2 separate regions of the Homo sapiens genome follow, and region 1 is linked to region 2. Evidence: read pairs that join two places in POLR2A ChIA-PET (ENCODE). Cell type or tissue: GM12878. All regions are shown on one strand. Links, peaks and the distances in the headings refer to the core of each region. The heading gives the core; the rest is flanking DNA. Region 1 overlaps DDX46 (DEAD-box helicase 46). Region 2 overlaps CAMLG (calcium modulating ligand).

Evidence for each region. ChIA-PET counts read pairs that join two places held together with the same protein. Peaks named below come from ENCODE experiments on the same cell type or tissue, not always from the same donor. Only the 100,000 strongest peaks of a DNase experiment are listed, where the experiment ranks them.
Region 1: POLR2A ChIA-PET joins it to region 2 with 5 read pairs; 10 of 35 experiments call an interaction of 5 or more read pairs at or near these places.

Annotation. Positions count from the first base shown.
Region 1 is chr5:134,805,966-134,816,100 of GRCh38, reverse strand. DDX46 (DEAD-box helicase 46) reads right to left here. Exons shown (of 23, transcript NM_001300860.2): 16 at 8,160-8,353; 17 at 4,743-4,880; 18 at 4,256-4,405. Among named protein-coding and RNA genes, the nearest start is that of C5orf24, 35 kb to the left of the region's middle. In GM12878, for the core only: no CTCF peak of the experiment used is centred there; DNase peaks (open chromatin) are centred at 2,095 and 2,540.
Region 2 is chr5:134,742,103-134,750,718 of GRCh38, reverse strand. It overlaps CAMLG (calcium modulating ligand), which reads right to left. Exons shown (of 4, transcript NM_001745.4): 3 at 6,667-6,732. Among named protein-coding and RNA genes, the nearest start is that of CAMLG, 7.9 kb to the right of the region's middle. In GM12878, for the core only: no CTCF peak of the experiment used is centred there; no DNase peak of the experiment used is centred there.

The DNA.
Region 1 (10,135 bases), core at 344-4,343, 67 kb before region 2:
ATAGCCAATAGGATGCAGCTGACTTACCCCAGGGCTCAGGCCTTGAGACCAAATTATACTGCAATGAAACAGGCTGGAAGAAGGACTATAACTCAAGGTCAGTGGCCTACTAAAAATATAGTCAATAATTCTCAGGGGGAGTGATATAACATGTTCCTAAGGTAAAGCTCTCAAAACTCTTCCCAACCCATAAAATCCAATTGGATTTGCCTTAAAAACTGGGTAACTGAACCAGAAAAGGCTTATTCCCTTATTCCTTTGAATCAAGAAAGGAAACAAATGCAGGTTGTTTCCCCATCAAGGCAAGCGCAATGATGAATGCTTTGCTTTGACAGGAGTCACATGAGCCCTACTGCTAGGTGCATTTCTTTTTTTTTTTTTTTTTTTTTTTTTTGAGACAGAGTCTCGCTCTGTCTCCCAGGCTGGAGTGCAATGGCGCCATCTCAGCTCACTGCAAGATCCGCCTCCCAGGTTCACGCCATTCTTCTGCCTCAGCCTCCTGAGTAGCTGGGACTACAGGTGCCCGCCACCACACCTGGCTAATTTTTTGTATTTTTAGTTGAGATGGGGTTTCACCGTGTTAGGCAGGATGGTCTCATCTCCTGACCTCGTGATCCGCCCACCTTGGCCTCCCAAAGCACTGGGATTACAGGCATGAGCCACCACCGCCAGCCTGCTATGTGCATTTCTTTTAAAAAATGCCCTTTGCCCAACAGTGACTACTGATATCACTGATTACAGAAATACAAGCCCCCTTCAGAAATTTAGATCAGATTAATAAAGCTGTATCTTCTAGATCTCAAATGCACAGAAAAGCTTATTTAGGGCTTAAAAATTAATTGGTTAATTTACAAAGCTCTTTTACTACAATAAAAACAGTCCGTTTAGCTTTTGTATTTTTTTGAGACAGGGTCGCCTTTAACTCCCAGGCTCAAGGGTTCCTCATATCTCGGCCTCCCAAGTAGCTAGGACCACAGCGTGCACTAGCACGTCCAGCTAATTTTTAAAAACCTTTTTATAGAGATGGGGTCTCACTGTGTTGTCTAGGAGGGTCTTGAACTCCTGGGCTCAAGCTATCCTCCCACCATGGCCTTCCAAAGTGTTGGGATTACAGGCCATGAGCCACCACACCCAGCCTTAGATTCTTCTTAAAACATTTATTACCTATTAAAGGGTTTTAGTTATGGCCACGCACAGTGGCTCCTGCCTATAATCCCAGCATTTTGAGAGTTCAAGGCAGGAGGATTACTTGAGCCCAGGAGTTCAAGACCAGCCTGGGCAACATGGCGAAACCTTGTCTCTACAAAAAATATAAAAGTTACCCAGGCATGGTGGCACATGCCTGTAGTCCCAGATATTCAGAAGGCTGAGGTGGGGAATCACCTGAGCCCAGGAGGTCGAGGCTACAGTGAGCCAAGATCACGCCACTTTACTCCAGCCTGGTTGATGGAGTGAGATCCTGTCTCATAAAAACAAAACAAAACAAAACCCCAAGAAAACACCAACAGGGGGTCAGTTATCAACTAGTTTTAAAACTCAACATTTACCTGAGTAAAACCGTTTTAAATTAAATAGCATTCATGGTATTACAATCTGAACAAATTCATAAAATCAGGAAAGGGGGAAGTATACAATGCTAGCTGGTAGAGCTAACCTTACTTTTGATTTTATTCGTGTTAAGTACTGTTTACATTTTTCATAAAATTATATATTACTTTAACACCCGAAGAAACAATCACCGTATTTTATCACAAGATTTTAAAAAACAGTTAAAAATACTGCAGTTTTCCCTTTACACATGGAATACATTCCAAGAACCCCAGTGAATGCCTAAAAACAGAGATAGTACCGCACCGACATACACTGTTTTTTCCTATACATACATACCTATGATAAAGTTTAATTTATAAATTAGGTACAGTTAAGAGATTAACAACAATAAAATAGGACAATTATAGCAATATACTGTAATAAAAGTTATATGAATGTGGTCTCAAAATACTGTAATAGTTTCAGACTGTGGTTAACCTATGGCAACTAAAACCACAGAAAAGAGGAAACTACCATAATGTCAAAAAGTGACAGATGTTTTTAAAACATGGCTACAAATTATTTAATAGTCTTTTTTCTTGAGTGTGGGCTGGACTTAATGACTTCCTTCTAATAGAAGAAAGTGGGCTGGGCATGGTGGCTCATGTTTGTAATACCATCACTTTGGGAGGCTGAGGCAGGAGGATCACTTGAGCCCAGGAATTTCAGACCAACCTAGGCAACACAGTGAGACCTCGACTCTAAAAAAAAAAACATTTTAAAATATATATTAACAGGGCATGGTGGTGCACCCATAGTACCAGCTACTCAAGAGGCTGAGGTGGGAAGATCGCTGAGGCAGCAGTGAGTTGAGTTCGCACCACTACACTCCAGTTTGGGCAACAGAGTCAGACTCTGTTTCCAAAACAAAACAAAACAAGACAAAAAAAACCCCATAAAGAATAAAGTGGAAGTGACAGTGTGTAATTTCAGAGACAGTCATAAAAAGCACTAAAGCTTTCTCTTTGCTCTCTTTGATCACTCACTGTGGGGAAAGCCAGCTGCCATGTGGGTAAGGACAGGCAAAGAGGTGAAGAACTGAGGCATCCTATCTACATCAAAGTGACTGATGTTGGAAGCAGATCATCCAGCAACAGTCAAGCCTGCAGATGACTGCAATCTCACGAGCGCCTAAGCCAGAACTACCTGACTAAACTGCTCCTGATTTCCTGACCATAAGGAACTATGTGATAATAAGTGTTTATTGCTTTAACCTGCTAAGTTTTGATTTGTTACATGGTAACAGATAAATTTAAAAAATGAAATGTGGTCGGGCGTGGTGGCTCACGCCTGTAATCTGAGCACTTTGGGAGGCCGAGGCAGGCGGATCACGAAGTCAAGAGATCAAGATCATCCTGGCCAACATGGTGAAACCCTGTCTCTAGTAAAAATACAAAAAAAATTAGCCAAGCATGGTGGCGCGTGCCTGTCGTTCCAGTTACTTGGGAGTCTGAGGCAGGAGAACCACTTGAACCTGAGAGGCAGAGGTTGCAGTGAGCCAAGATCAAGCCACTGCACTCCAGCCTGGTGACAGAGCGAGACTCCGTCTCAAAAAAAAAAAAATGACTTTATTGGCCAGGCACAGTGGCTCACACCTATAATCCCAACACTATGGGAGGCCAAGGCAGGTGGATCACCTGAGGTCAGGAGTTTGAGACCAACCTGGCCAATATGGTGAAACCCCATCTCTACTAAAAATACAAAAATCAGCCGGGCGTGGTGGTGGGTGCCTGTAATCCCAGCTACTAGGGAGGCTGAAACAGGAAAATCGCTTGAACCCAGGAGGCAGAGGTTGCAGTTGAGCTGAGATTACGACACTGCAGTCTGGCCTGGGTGACAGAGCAAGACACGCCCGGCTAATTTTTTGAGCTAGTATGGTATCCTAGAAAGAAATGGCTTAAGGTTAATAGGACAACTGGGTTCTGGTCCTGTCTGTGTTAACTCCCACTGTGGTCCTGGACCTAACATCTTTTCTTGGAGTCAATTTCCTAATGATAAGATCAGGTTGAATTTCTGATTTCCAAAATTATTTTCTGAACTTAAGTTTAACATGATATGTCCAAAAGTGTTCTGAGATCAGGTATGTTGGGGAATTTCTGGGTTTAATGAAGTTAAACAAGATTCGTTAAAGACTTTTCACATCCATGGCCAGACGAGGTGGCTCACGCCTGTAATCCCAGCACTTTGGGAGGCCAAGGAAAGCGGATCACTTGAGGTCAGGAATCTGAGACCAGCCTGGGCAAGAAGGTTAAACCCCGCCTCAACTAAAAATACAAAAATTAGCCAGGCGTGGTGGTGGATGCCTGTAATCCCAGCTACTCAGGAGGCCAAGGCAGGAGAATTGCTTGAACCCAGGAGGCGGAGGTTACAGTGAATGGAGACCACGCCACCGTACTCCAGCCTGGGTGACACAGCCAGACTCCCATCGCAAAAAAAAAAAAAAAAAAAAAAGGACTTTTCACATCCTTTGAAGTGCTAATGAGTGGTCTATATATTGAGAGGAGGGGTACTGGTATGTAGTAGGCAGATTTTCCAAAACTGTTCTGGAACCAACCTCTTGTAAAGGTTTCCAGTGATTGTCTATCTTGATAACCATATATGGCAAGACCTCCAGTACAAAAGAAATAACTGCTTCAATTAAGAATGAGAGAATAATAGTACTTACATCAACTGCAGCATCCTCATCATCTGAATCTTGTAGACCAAGAGCTGCTTTTTGTAACTTCTTCCTCTCATTAGCCAAAGCTTGTTCTGTTTCATCAAACTTGAATCCCTTACCAGAGAACCCACTACTCTTTTTAATTATTTTCCCCTCCTTTCAAAAAAAGAAAACGAAGTTAATCTCATAGTAAAAACTTTAATGTTTAGGAATTCATACTAATTAAATATTTTTCAAGGTGGTGTATGTCAATGTAATAAAAACACTTCATCTAGCATGTAAGATAAACTAAGAGCTCTACATAGACACCACAAAATACTAAGTTCAAGAATAAGATAGGATTTTAGCTTTCACTCATTTTTCCCTCTAGAGAGAAATAAAAATAGTCGTAGCAAAATTTTCAAGTGTTAAATAAAAGATTTCCAAGAATTAAATAATCAAGGTTTAGTCACATTAATGATTTCTAGAAGAGTAACATGGGTTAAAAACTCACAGCTTTCTGCTGATCTTTGAAATCACTCCACAGTTTCTCTAAATCAGGAGGTACTGCAGTCCCTGACAATTCAAGAGCTTTAATTATGTCACCAGCATAGCGAGCTTGATCCTCTGTGATAAAAGTATAAGCATAACCCTAATGCATGATGAAAAAGTACAATTATTAGACACTAACAAGATGGATCCTACTTAGATCATAAGATAAAATCTGATCCACCTAATAAATCCTCGAGATTGACAACATTAACTAAAGAATTTTAAAAGCCACGAAAGAGTCTTACTAAATTACTTAATGGTTCAAAGTGAAATATCCAAGTTTAATTTTTATTTTTTGTTGTTTTTTATTTTTTTGAGATGGAGTCTCACTCTGTTGCCCAGGCTGGAGTGCAGTGGCGCAGTTTTGGCTCATTGCAACCTCTGCCTCCCGGGTTCAAGTGATTCTCCTGCCTCAGCCTCCCGAGTAACTGGGATTATAGGCGCCTGCCACTATGCCCGGCTAATTTTTGTATTTTCACTAGAGACATGGTTTCACCATGTCGGCCAGGCTGGTCTCAAATTCCTGACCTCAGGTGATCCGCCCGCCTTGGCCTCCCAAAGTGCTGGGATTACAGGCACGAGCCACTGTGCCCGGCCCAAGTTTAATATTTTAAAATAACACAAGCAAACTAGAAAATTTCTAATTTCTTTACACAGAGGTAGAAATATATGCAATTGGCTGGACGCAGTGGCTCACGCCTGTAATCCCAGCACTTTGGGAGGCCAAGGGGGGGTGGATCATTTGAGGTCAGAAGGTCGAGACCAGCCTGACCAACATGGTGAAACCCCATCTCTACTAAAAACACAAAAAAATTAGCCGAGTGTGGTGGTGGCATGCCTGTGATCCCAACTACTTGGGAGGCTGATGCAGGAGAATCACTTGATCCTGGGAGACGGAGGTTGCAGTGCATGTGAGATGGCGCCAATGCACTCCAGTCTGGGTGACAAGAGTGAAACTCCGTCTCAAAAAAAAAAAAGAAACATAGGTAATTTTACACAAATGCACAATTGTGTGGTCATACCTTTTGATTTTGTTTTTTGTTTTTCCTTTTTTTTTTTGAGATGGAGTCTCGCTAGAGTTTGCTATCTTCACAAAACAATCTGACCTTGCTGGGTACAATGGCTCACACCTGTAATCCCAGCACTTGGGGAGGCAGAGGTGGAAAGATAGCTTGAGCCTAGGAGTTGGAGGCCAGCCTGGGCAAAAATGGCAAGACCACATCTCCACAAAAATGTAAAAAACAAAACCAAAAAAACAATCTGACCCAAACAGTCAACTGTTGCGATTTTTTGTTTGTTTGTTTCTGAGACAAGAGTTTTGCTCCTGCTGCCCAGGCTGGAGTGCAATGGCACAATCTTGGTTCATCGCAACCTCTGCCTCCCGGGTTCAAGCTATTCTCCTGCCTCAGCCTCCCGAGTAGCTCGGATTACAGGCATATGCCACCATGCCCGGCTAATTTTTTATTTTTATTTTAGTAGAAACAGGGTTTCTCCATGTTGGTCAGGCTGGTCTTGAACTCCCAACCTCAGGTGATCCGCCCGCCTCGGCCTCCCAAAGTGCTGGGATTACAGGCGTGAGCCACCGCGCCCGGCCAACTGTTACGAATTTTAAAACATGGTTTAAGATTTTAATTCAGAAATATCTTGGCCGGGTGCAGTGGCTCATGCCTGTAATCCCAGTATTTTGAGAGGCCAAGGCGGGCAGATCACGAGGTCAGGAGATCGAGACCATCCTGGCTAACACAGGTTTTAGTAGAAACCCCGTCTCTACTAAAAATACAAAAAATTAGCCAGGCGTGGTGGCACACGCCTGTAGTCCCAGCTACTTGGGACACTGAGGCAGGAGAATCGTTTGAACCTGGGAGGGAGAGGTTGCAGTGAGCCAAGATCATGCCACTGCACTCCAGTCTGGGCAACAGAGCGAGACTCCATCTCAAAAAAACAAAAACAAAAACAGAAATATCTAAATAGCCACTGCCTTTGACCCATGGTCTGCTTTTGTACTCCTACGGGGCTACAAGTATTTACATTTTTATAGGGTTATGAACATATATACAATAACACATATATATACAGAGAAGGAGAGAGAAAGAGAAGAATATGTGACAGAGCCCAAATAGGCTACAATTTTCAGTACATGGCCCTTTCCAAAAAAATATTCTTGACTCCTTCCAACAGGTTAGAAGAATAAATGCCATTACTACTTATTAAATGTGCATAAGCAGGTGAGCTAAATCCTATGTGCATGAATTTTTCTCATCTATAAAATAGAGTAATATTATTTACCTCAAAGGAAAGTTTTAAGGATAAAATGACATTACATATGTAAAACACTTAAATCGTTTTAAGGATAAAATGACATTATATATGTAAGGATAAAATAACATTATATATGTAAAACAGTTAAAATGACATTATATATGGCAGATAATACGTTATCCATTAATGTAAGCTATGGCATATAAATACTACTTATTGCTTTATTATGCAATGTACAGGGTTAGAAAATTAAATATATCATAATCAATGTCTCCAACAACAGACTAGTCTGCTGCCTCTAGAAGGAATGAGTTAGACCCATACAGTTTCTAGAATACAGGTGAGTCAAAAAAGCAAGTAACATATGTATGTATGAATGATAGGGAGGTAAAGAGGGGAGTAGGAGAAATTGGTAGGTGTGGAGATGGGTATATTTTATGATCCCATGTTTTTTTTTAAAAAAAGATCCTGAAGTATAAACATTTATGTGTATGTGTATACAGATGGTCCCCGACTTACAATGATTCAATTTATAATTTTTCAACTTTACCATGGTGCAAAAGTGATATGCATTCAGTAGAAATTGTACTTTGAGTACCTATACAACCAGTTTTTCACTTCCAGTACAGTATTCAGTAAATTACATGAGATATTCAATACTTTATTATAAAATAGGCTTTGTGTTAGATGATGATGCCCAAGTATAACCTAATGTAAGTGTTCTGAGCATGCTAAAGGTAGGCTAGGCTACTATGATGTTTAGTACGTCAGGTATATTAAATGCATTTTCAACTTACGATGGGTTTATCGGGACATTGTAACCCCATCATAAATCAAGGAACATCTGTATAGAAACGTTTAGGCATGAGGGGAAAAACCTAAAAGGGAAGACAAACTGTTAACAGGATCTGCCTACAAAGAGCAGCTAGGTATCTGATAATTTGAACAACACTTAGACCTGTACATGTATATAAATTATTAACATCAACCACTCTTCACATTATGTGGATTAAAGATTTTCAAAATGTCTCCATAACTCCTATTATCTACTCCTTGAAATACTAAAGAAACACCTGTATTTTAATATAATGAAGATCAACTATAAAAAACTTATTTTTACCTTGTTTCCTGCTCTTCCAGTCCGCCCTGCTCTGTGTACATAATCCTCATAATGGTTGGGGCAGCTATAATTTACTACAAGAATCAGATGTTTCACATCTAGACCTCGGGCAGCAACAGAGGTAGCCACAAGAAGTTTGCAGGTCCCATTCTTAAAGTCATTTATGATGCTATCTCTGTCATATTGATCAATGCCTGCAAGTAAATTAGAGAGCTTTAAAACATGTTCAAATTAAATTTTCCATGTCTTCTGACCAAGAATCTAAACTCAGTGAAGAACAAATTGACACATCCAACTCCTAAAATATAGAAAATAAAAGACTAAGAAAATGTAATGGCAAGATTAAAGGTTATTGCTATTAACTCATTTATGAATCTTTCAACTCTGGTCTTGTATTGCCCCCTTTCTTCTATATAAGGTTTATATTTGCAAAGGTCCAATATCAGAAATTAATCTAAACCTGTTTGGGAGCCAAAGCGAGAAAAGGCAGAAACATTCAGCCTATATTGACAAGAGTTAGATCTTTCTCCTTTCCCTGTAGGTTATTTAGAGCCTTGCTACTCGGTTTTGTCCAAGGACCAGAGCAGCATCACCTGGGAGCTTGTTAGAAATGCAGAATCTAGGCCAGGTGCGGTGGCTCATGCCTGTAATCCCAGCACTTTGAGAGGCCGAGGCGGGCAGATCATGAGGTCAGGAGTTCGAGACCAGCCTGACCAACATGGTGAAACCCCGTCTCTACTAAAAATACAAAAAAAAAAAAAAAAAAGCCAGGCGTGGTGGCACATGCCTGAACCTGGGAGGCAAAGGTTGCCGTGAGCCGAGATTGCGCCACTGCACTCCAGCCCAGGCGACAGAGCATGACTCTGTCTCGGGGAAAAAAAAAAAAAAGGAAATGCAGAATCTAGGGTTATACTCCAAACTACCGAATCAAAATCTGCATTTTAAAAAACCTTAGGTGATTATCATATGCAAATTAAAGTTTTAGGAATACTGGTTTAGAAGTACCCAAATGGATATCTCTTAAATAAATGATCCAAAGAGGTTTAGTATGAATGGCAAAGCAGAGTATAAAATACCATAAAGTTCTATTACGACATGCCCAGACCACAAAATATTTTATGATGAGGTTCCCAGGAAACTCTGGTAATAGAGAAGGGAATAAGATAAACTCTCAAAACTTAAAACTCATGCTTTCAATGGAAGATTTCACAGAAAATCTGGGTTTAACATACACTGTTTAGCACGTAAATAATTACCAATATTAATTCTTAGTACTACCTAAAATTTTAAAGGTACTCTTCAAGGATTGATTTAAAGGAAGTATTTGAATCATTGTCAAAGAAACTGGAATCTAACACTTCACCAAAAAAATTGCCTAAGAAAATTTAATGAAATCAATATCAATATAAATTTGTTTATAATTTGAAAATACCAAAACTTTTACTTTAGCCTAAAGTATCCTTACTAACATAATCACATAAAATTGATTCCTTAGAATTGAATATAATATGCTAACTGAAGCAGCATATGGGATGTCAACCCAAAAACCATGAACCCCCTTCCTTTTTAAAATAACCCCAATTTTGTTCACATACCAACCCAACACATAGTCAGGTATACATCAAATGAGAGACGGGCCTAATCCCAGTCTCAAAGAGTGAATTGTGCTTGGTGTAAACCAGCCCTTCTCAAACTTTCTGTTTTCAGGATGTCTCTTTTTTTTTTTTTTAAAGACGGAGTTTCACTCATGTTGCCCAGGCTTGTGCAATAGCGTGATCTGGACTCACTGCAACCTTTGCCTCCCAGGTTCAAGCGATTCTCCTGCCTCAGCCTCCCCACTAGCTGGGACTACAGGTGACTGTCACCATGCCTGGCTAATTTTTGTATCTTTAGTAGAGACAGGGTTTCACCATGTTGGCCAGGCTGGTCTTGAACTCCTGACCTTGGGTGATCCGCCCACCTCCCAAAGTGCTGAA
Region 2 (8,616 bases), core at 2,197-6,196:
CAGGCTACATTAAGCTCTATACAAACATGATCAGTACTGCTGTTTTTAACCGAAATGATTTAAAAACTGTTAATGATGTTTCAAAACAATCAGTAAGATACCAACATTTACTGAGCATATAATATGTAACTCATCAATCTGCTAGGCAATAGCAGACATCAGTCTTGCTTTTTTTTTTTTTGAGATGGAGTCTCGCTCTGTTGCCCAGGTTGGAGTGCAATGGCACGATCTCGGCTCACTGCAACCTCTGCCTCCCGGGTTCAAGCGATTCTCCTGCCTCAGCCTCCTGAGTAGCCGGGATTACAGGTGCTTGCCACCATGCCCGGCTAATTTTTGTATTTTTAGTAGAGACAGGATTTCACCATGTTGGTCAGGCTGGTCTCAAACTCCTGATCTCGTGATCTGCCCGCCTCAGCCTCCCAAAGTGTCAGGATTACAGGTGTGAGCCACTGCACCTGGCCCAGTCTTGTTATTAGAAGTTTTTAAAAAGTGTTATCTTGGAAGTATGACATAAATAACAATTTATGATATATACAACAGTACAATATAAAAACAAGAAAAATATTACTAGACAGGACATAAATAACTGCTAAATGACTGACATGGATAATGTGTGACATAGGAGCTCACAGGAGATATAAATTACTCCAGTGTTTTATGTAAATAAAGCACAAGGAGGACTTCAGAGGAAGTAAAATTAAAAACAGGCCTTCAGGCCAAGTGCAGTGGCTCATGCCTCTAATCCCAGCACTTTGGGATGCCGAGGCTGGGTGATGGCTTGAGCCTAGGAGTTTAAGACCACTCTGGGCAACATAGGGAGACTCTGTCTCTACAACAAATACAAAAATTAGCTGAGCATGAGCCTGTAGTCCCATCTACTCAGGAGGCTGAGGTGGGAGGATCTCTTAAGAGGTTGAGGCTGCACTGAACTGAGACTGCACCACCGCACTCCAGCCCACATGACAAAGTGAGACCCCCGTCTCCAAAAACAACAACTAAAAACAGACCTTCAAAGAAGAGCAGGATTTAGACTGGCAGAAGTGAAAGTTTTTTGAAGCGTTAAGTCTCAGGACAAGTTAGAGGCAGAAGAATGCTTGGAGAACAATGAGTAATTTGTCACAGACTTATAGGAATGTAGGGCCCTAATTGTTATGCAAAGGAATCCACACTTGATTACACATCCAATAGGGTATCACTGAACAATTCAGTATACTTCTGGTGGAAGAGAGAACATTTACTTATTAATTTTCTAGTCTCATTTTTTTAAGAGATTAAAAGCTGAATTTTTCTTTATTATCACAAAATCCAATCATACGGTTTAAAATATTTTTAAATATAAAAACCTATAGTTGGCCGGGTGCAGCGGCTCATGCCTGTAATCCCAGCACTTTGGGAGGTCGAGGTGGGTGGATCACAAGGTCAGGAGTTCGAGACCAGCCTGGCCAATATGGTGAAACCTCGTCTCTACTAAAAATACAAAAAAATTAGCCAGGCGTGGTGGCACATGCCTGTAATCCAAGCTACTTGGGAGCCTGAGGCAGGAGAATTGCTTGAATCTGGGAGGCAGAGGCTGCAGTGAGCCGAGATCGTGCCACTGCACTCCAGCCTGGGTGACAGAGCAAAGCTCCATCTGAAAAAAAAAAAAAACCCTATAGTTACCTAAAAGAAATGAAAGCTTATGCTCACAAAAAGCCTCATACAAGAAAGCTCTTAGTTTTAGTCATAATAACCCCAAAACTGAAAACAACCAGGATGTCCATCTATAGGAGACTAGATAAATGGATATAGTCATACAATGTAGTATTACTGAGCCAAGAAAAAAAAAGGAATTAACTACTGATTTATCCAACAACATGGATAAATCTCAAAAATATCATGCGGAATAAAGAAGGCTTGCACAAAAAAGTAAAATCAAGAATGATCCCACTTACATGGATTACTATGCCAGACACAACTAATCTATCGTGGGAAAAAGTTCTTTGGGGTATAGGGACTGGGACTGCCTGGAAAGGAGCATGAAAGAAACTCCTGGGGTGACAGTGAAGTTATAAACCTTGAAAGAGGTATGGGTTTCATAGGATAACAAACGTATTAAATGGTACAATTAAGACAAGCATTTCAAGCAATCAATTAATTACGCTGGTACCCTACTCTTCATATTAGAACTAATTTTTTTTGTTTGAGACGTAGTCTTGCTCTGTCGACCAGGCTGGAGTGCAATGGCAGGATCTCGGCCCACTGCAACCTCCGCCTTCTGGGTTCAAGCGATTCTCCCACCTCAGCCTCCCCGGTAGCTGGGATTATAGGTACCCACCATCATGCCCGGCAAATTTTTGTAGAGATGGGGTTTCACCATGTTGGCCACACTGGTCTTGAACTCCTGACTTCAGGTGATCCGCCCATCTCGGCCTCCCAAAGTGCTGGGATTACAGGTGTGAACCACTGCACCCGGCCTCAGAACTAATTTTACCTTAAAATTTTACCTAAAAGCCAGGTGCGGTGGCTCACACCTGTAATCCCAGCACTTTGGGAAGCGGAGGTGGGCGAATCACAAGGTCAAGAGATAGAGACCAGAGACCAGCTAATTCTAGCACTTTAGGAGGCCGAGGTGGGCAGATAATCAGGTCAGGAGATCAAGGCTGTCTTGGCCAACATGGTGAAACCCCGTCTCTACTGAAATACAAAAAAAATTAGCCAGGTGTGGTGGCACATGCCTGTAATCCCAGCTACTTGGGAGGCTGAGGCAGGGGAATCGCTTGAACCTGGGAGGCGGAGGTTGTGGTGAGCTGAGATCTCGCCACTGCACTCCAGCCTGGCGAAAGAGCAAGACTCCATCTCAAAAAAAAAAAAAAAGAAAGAGACCATCCTGGTCAGCATGGTGAAACCCCGTCTCTACTAAAATTACAAAAATTAGCTGGGCTTGGTGGCGTGTGCCTGTAGTCCCCGCTATTCGGGAGGCTGAGGTGGAAGAATCGCTTGAACCTGGGAGGTGGAGGTTGCAGTGAGCCAAGATTGTGCCACTGCACTCCTGCCTGGTGACAGAGCGAGACTCCGTCTCAAAAAAAAAAAAAAATGCCGAGCATGGTGGCTCATGCCTGTAATCCCAGCACTTTGGGGGGCCGAGGCAGGCGGATCATGAGGTCAGGAGATCGAGACCATCCTGGCTAACACGGTGAAACCCCGTCTCTACTAAAAATACAAAAAAAAATTAGCCGGCCGTGATGGCGGGCGCCTGTAGTCCCAGCTACTTGGGAAGCTGAGGTAGGAGAATGGTGTGAACCCGGAAGGCGGAGCTTGCAGTGAGCCGAGATGGCACTCCAGCCTGGGTGACAGAGCAAGCCTCGTCTCAAAAAAAAAAAATTACCTAAAGAACCTTAAAACAGTAAATTGTAAGTCAGTGTTATGTAAGAGGGGTGAGGTATACCGATGTGTACACCTACAACATACTTTGAAATGCATCAAGAAAAATTTGATGGAAAAACTTTACAGAGATTATCTTGGGTTTGAAAAATAAAAGAAAACCTGATAGATACATAATATAATAAGATGTTAATTGTAGAATCTAGGTCGTTGGTATTATATAAATGGGTGTTCACGGCACAATTCTTTCAACTTTTGTGTTTATTTATTTTTGAGATGGAGTCTTGCTCTGTCGCCCAGGCTGGAGTGCAGTGGCGCTGTCTTGGCTCACTGTAAACCTCTGCCACCGGGTCAGCAATTCTCCTGCCTCAGACACTGAGTAGCTGGGATTACAGGTCTGTACCCACCATGCCAAGCTAATTTTTGTATTTTCAGCAGACATAGCGTTTCACCATGTTGGCCAGGTTGGTCAAGAACTCCCAGCCTCAGGTGATCTGCCCACCATGGCCTTCCAAAGTGCTGGGATTACAGGCGTGAGGCACCACGCCTGGCCAACTTTTGTGTTTAAAAACTGCTATAACAGGCCAGGTGCAGTGGCTCACACCTGTAATCCCAGCACTTTGGAAGGCCCAGGTGGGCAGATCACCTGAGGCTGGGAGTTCCAGACCAGACTGACCAACACGGTGACACCTCGTCTCTACTAAAAATACAAAAATTAAGTGGGTGTGGTCACTCACACCTGTAGTCACAGCTACTTGGCAGGCTGAGGCAGGAGAATGAACACAGGAGGCGGAGGCTGCAGTGAGCTGAGATCGTGCCACTGCACTTCAGCCTGGGCGACAGAGTGATACTCTGTCTCAAAAACAAACAAGCAAAAAAAACCCTGCTATAACAAAATGCTGTTTTGTTGGGAGAATATATAAAGTCTCCCTTTTCTCTCTTCCATTTACATAGTACCCATATATACATCTCTATCACACACATAAGTATTGTTAATAATTTCATGTATAGTCTTTCAGTTTGTTTATGCATATATAAGCAAAATCAAATAATACATTATTTTTTCTTTTCAAAAAGAAATTAGTATAGATTCTATAGATTCTATTCTGAATTTTGTTTTTTTTTCTCTTAATATTTCTTGGAGAGCTTACCATTGTCAGTACATTGAGAGCATCTTCATTCTGAATAGATACGTTATAATTTTTTTTTTTTTTTTTTTTTGAGATGGAGTTTTGCTTTGTTGCCCAGGCTGAAGTGCAATGGTGCGATCTCGGCTCACCACAACCTCCACCTCCTGGGTTCAAGTGATTCCCCTGCCTCAGCCTCCTGAGTAGCTGGGATTACAGGCATGCGCCACCATGCCTGGCTAATTTTGAATTTGTAGTAGAGACGGGGTTTCTCCATGTTGGTCAGGCTGGTCTCGAAATCCCGACCTCAGCTGATCCGCCCGCCTCGGCCTCCCAAAGTGCTGGGATTACAGGCATGAGCCACCGTGCCTGGCCAATTTTTTTTTTTTAATGTAGTCACTCAGTGGACATTTAGGTTCCAAACTTTGCTACTGCAAAACTACAATCAATGTTTCAAAGGTGATTTTCTTTTTTTTTTTTTGAGACAGTCTCGCTCTGTTGCCCAGGCTGGAGTGCAATGGCACAGTCTGGGCTCACTGCAACCTCCACCTCCCAGTTTCAAGTGATTCTCCCTGCCTCAGCCTCCCAAGTAGCTGGGATTACAGGCACCCGCAACCATGCCTGGGTAATTTTTATATTTTTAGTAGAGATGGGGTTTCGCCATGTTGGCCAGGCCAGTCTCGAGCTCCTGACCTCAGGTGATCCACCCCCCTCAGCCTCCGAAAGTGCTGGGATTAGGGCGTGAGCCACGGCGCCCAGCCTCAAAGGTGAATTTCTTTCTTTTTTTTTTTTTTTTGAGGAGTCTCGCTCTGTCGCCCAGGCTGCTGGAGTACAGTGGCGCAATCTCGGCTCACTGCAAGCTCCGCCTCCCAGGTTCACGCCATTCTCCTGCCTCAGCCTCCCGAGTAGCTGGGACTACAGGTGCCTGCCACCACGCCCGGCTAACTTTTGTATTTTTAGTAGAGATGGGATTTCACCCTGTCAGCCAGGATGCTCTCGATCTCTTGACCTCGTGATCCACCTGCCTCAGCCTCCCTAAGTGCTGGGATTACAGGCGTGAGCCACCGCGCCCCGCCTCAAAGGTGAATTTCTAAACAAATGCTTAATTAAAATTACAATGTTATTTACTCTTTTACTTCTTATATTTGACCTATTTGACCCTTCAAAAATACAAATGCTTCAAATCCATTAAAATCATACACAGGTCTGTCAGCCCATTAAATATAACACGCAGACAGCCAAGTAGCAATTTTTTCAGCAAAAAGCTCCCACAAAATTCGATCACACTAGTTAGGCTATCGTCTATGTCAGGCAAGCCAAGCCTCATAAAACTGTATATATCTGTAGTCAAGTAGGCCAGGTAAACATTGACTCTCAACATCATTCTGTTCTGTAATATTGGCCAAATATTTATTGCAAATATCAGGCCCTCAACACTGAAGATAAAGTGCACTGCTATTAAGTGTCCAATATGAAGTACAATGAGATAATCAAATCCATTTTTTAATTAATTTCCTTTATTATAGACAAAATGAATTACTAAATTTACTAATTAAATTTAATACTTTGCTTAAACAAGTACTATTCACACTTTTTCATGAAGGACCTCAATCCACAGTATTTTTGTAAAACAGAATAACAATGTTATGGCAATGTCAAATTGCTATAAAAGTTTCTAATTACTCTTTTTTTTTTTTTTTTTTTGGAGACAGAGTCTCACTCTGTCACCCAGACTGGAGCAGTGCAGTGGCGCAATCTTGGCTCACTGCAACCTCTGCCTCCTGGGTTGGAGCAACTCTCCTGCCTCAGCCTCCTGAGTAGCTGGAATTACAGGTGTGCGTCACCATACCTGGCTAATTTTTGTATTTTTAGCAGAGATGGGGTTGCACCATGTTGGCCAGGCTGGTCTTGAACTCCTGACCTCAGGTGATCCACCCACCTCAGCCTCTTAGAGTGTGGGGATTACAGGCGTGAGCCACTGCGCCCGGCCAATTACTCATTTTTTGAACTTAATGTATAACAAACACAAACACATAGTTTGGAGATAAGTGGGCAAACCACACTTTGAGTAGCACTGATTCAGACCGTAAGCAGGACTAACATTTTTAAGTTCCTTCAATTAGCTAGTCATAAATCAATCCAAACACATCATCGAAATTTAGAAAAAAAATTAATTTACCTTGGGAAAATATTTGTATAATCCCATGTACGCAAGTTGTAAAGTAAGAAATGGAGCAAATATGGACTGTGAAGATAGAAGATAAAATTAAATATTTCCAACATAATCATTCAAATCACAATAAATCAAACAGCAGCTAGAAAATTCCAAGCAAAAGCTGTAAGAAAATGTTGTTATTATTATTTTTTGAGACGGAGTCTTCCTCTGTCACCCAGGCTGAGTGCAGTGGCACGATCTTGGTTCATGGCAACATCCACCTCCCAGATTCAAGCGATGCTCGTGCCTCAGCCTTCTGAGTAGATGGGATTACAGGCGCCCGCCACCACACCTGGCTAATTTTTGTATTTTTAGTAGAGACAGGGTTTCACCATGTTGGCCAGTATGGTCTAGAACTCCTGACCTCGTGATCCACCCACCTCGGCCTCCCAACATGCTGGGATTACAGGTATGAGACACCGCGCCTGGCAATTGCTTTTTTTTTTTAAGATGGAGTCTCGCTCTGTCACCCAGGCTGGAGTGCAGTGGCTCAATCTCAGCTCACTGCAACCCCTGCCTCCCCAGTCCAAGCAATTCTCCTGCCTCAGCCTCCCATAAAATAGTAATTTTAATGGTTAAAAGTAATCTTTTTTCTGCAGAAGGGTGAAGAAAATAAAATATTTGATTTCCTAACATAAAATATGTTTCTCAAGTCATACAATTCTTTCATATTCTTTTAGCGTCCCCAAAACTGTCTTCTCTCATAAAAACTTATCTTTTAAATTATTTAAAGTATTAAATGGTGACAGATGTTTAACACAGTAACACAGATGCGGTAACATCTCGGTCACCCAGAGGGAATTAATTGATATCCAGGAAGCATACAGAAAAGGCCCAGCACTCAAAATACGTGGCATTCTTCCAGCTATGCAGAAGGCTGAGGCAGGAGGACTGCTTGAGCCCAGAAGTTCTAGTCCAGCCTGGACACCATAGCAAGATCCTATCTCTAAAACAACAACAACAACAAAACTAAATGCTTGGCTGGGTGCGGCGGCTCATGCCTGTAATCCCAGCACTTTGGGAGGCAGAGTTGGGTGGATCATGAGGTCAGGAGATGGAGACCATCCTGGCTAACACGGTGAAACCCCATCTCTACTAAAAATACAAAAAATTAGCCGTGCGTGTTGGCACATGCCTGTAGTCCCAGCTACTCGGGAGGCTAAGGCAGGAGAATCGCTTGAACCCAGGAGGTGGAGGTTGCAGTGAGCCAAGATCACATCACTGCACTCCAGCCTGGCGAAAGAAACTCCACCTCAAAAAAAAAAAGATTTACAAAAACTGTTTTGCTTAATGATATAAACTTTAATTATCTGGATATTTATGTGCCTGGTACATATACTTAAAATGTCTACTGAATGGAAAAACCTCAGAGCAAGACACTGAACTATGAGCTATGCTTTTCTGCATTCTTTAATATACTATAAAACAAAATGACTACATCATGGTACAACCAAAATGGACTCATTATGATATATTAGGAAATGCTGAAATGTCTTCTGAACCATAGGAAGATTACCTCATATTCAGGACCAGAGGAACTGCATTTTACTATTTCAAATTATTTGAAAATTGATAATATACAGTATATATATGTAAAGCACTTAACCCTTTGGTTAAGGACTGAAACTGCCAGGGTTTAATCCTAGCACCGCTTAGTAGCTGTGTGACCTTGGGCAAATGGTTTAACCTCTCTGAGTCTTCATTTCCCAATGGATTCACATAATACCAAGTTCATAAGAATGAGGATTAGATGAATTAATGTATGCAAAACAATGAGAAAGGTCCGTAGAATGAAAAATGGGTTTTAGTACAGTCATCCCTCAGTATCAGCAGAGGACTGGTACCAGGTTCCTCCTGATACCAAAATCCATAGATGCTCAAGTCCCTTATGTAAAACGGCACAGTAAATATAAC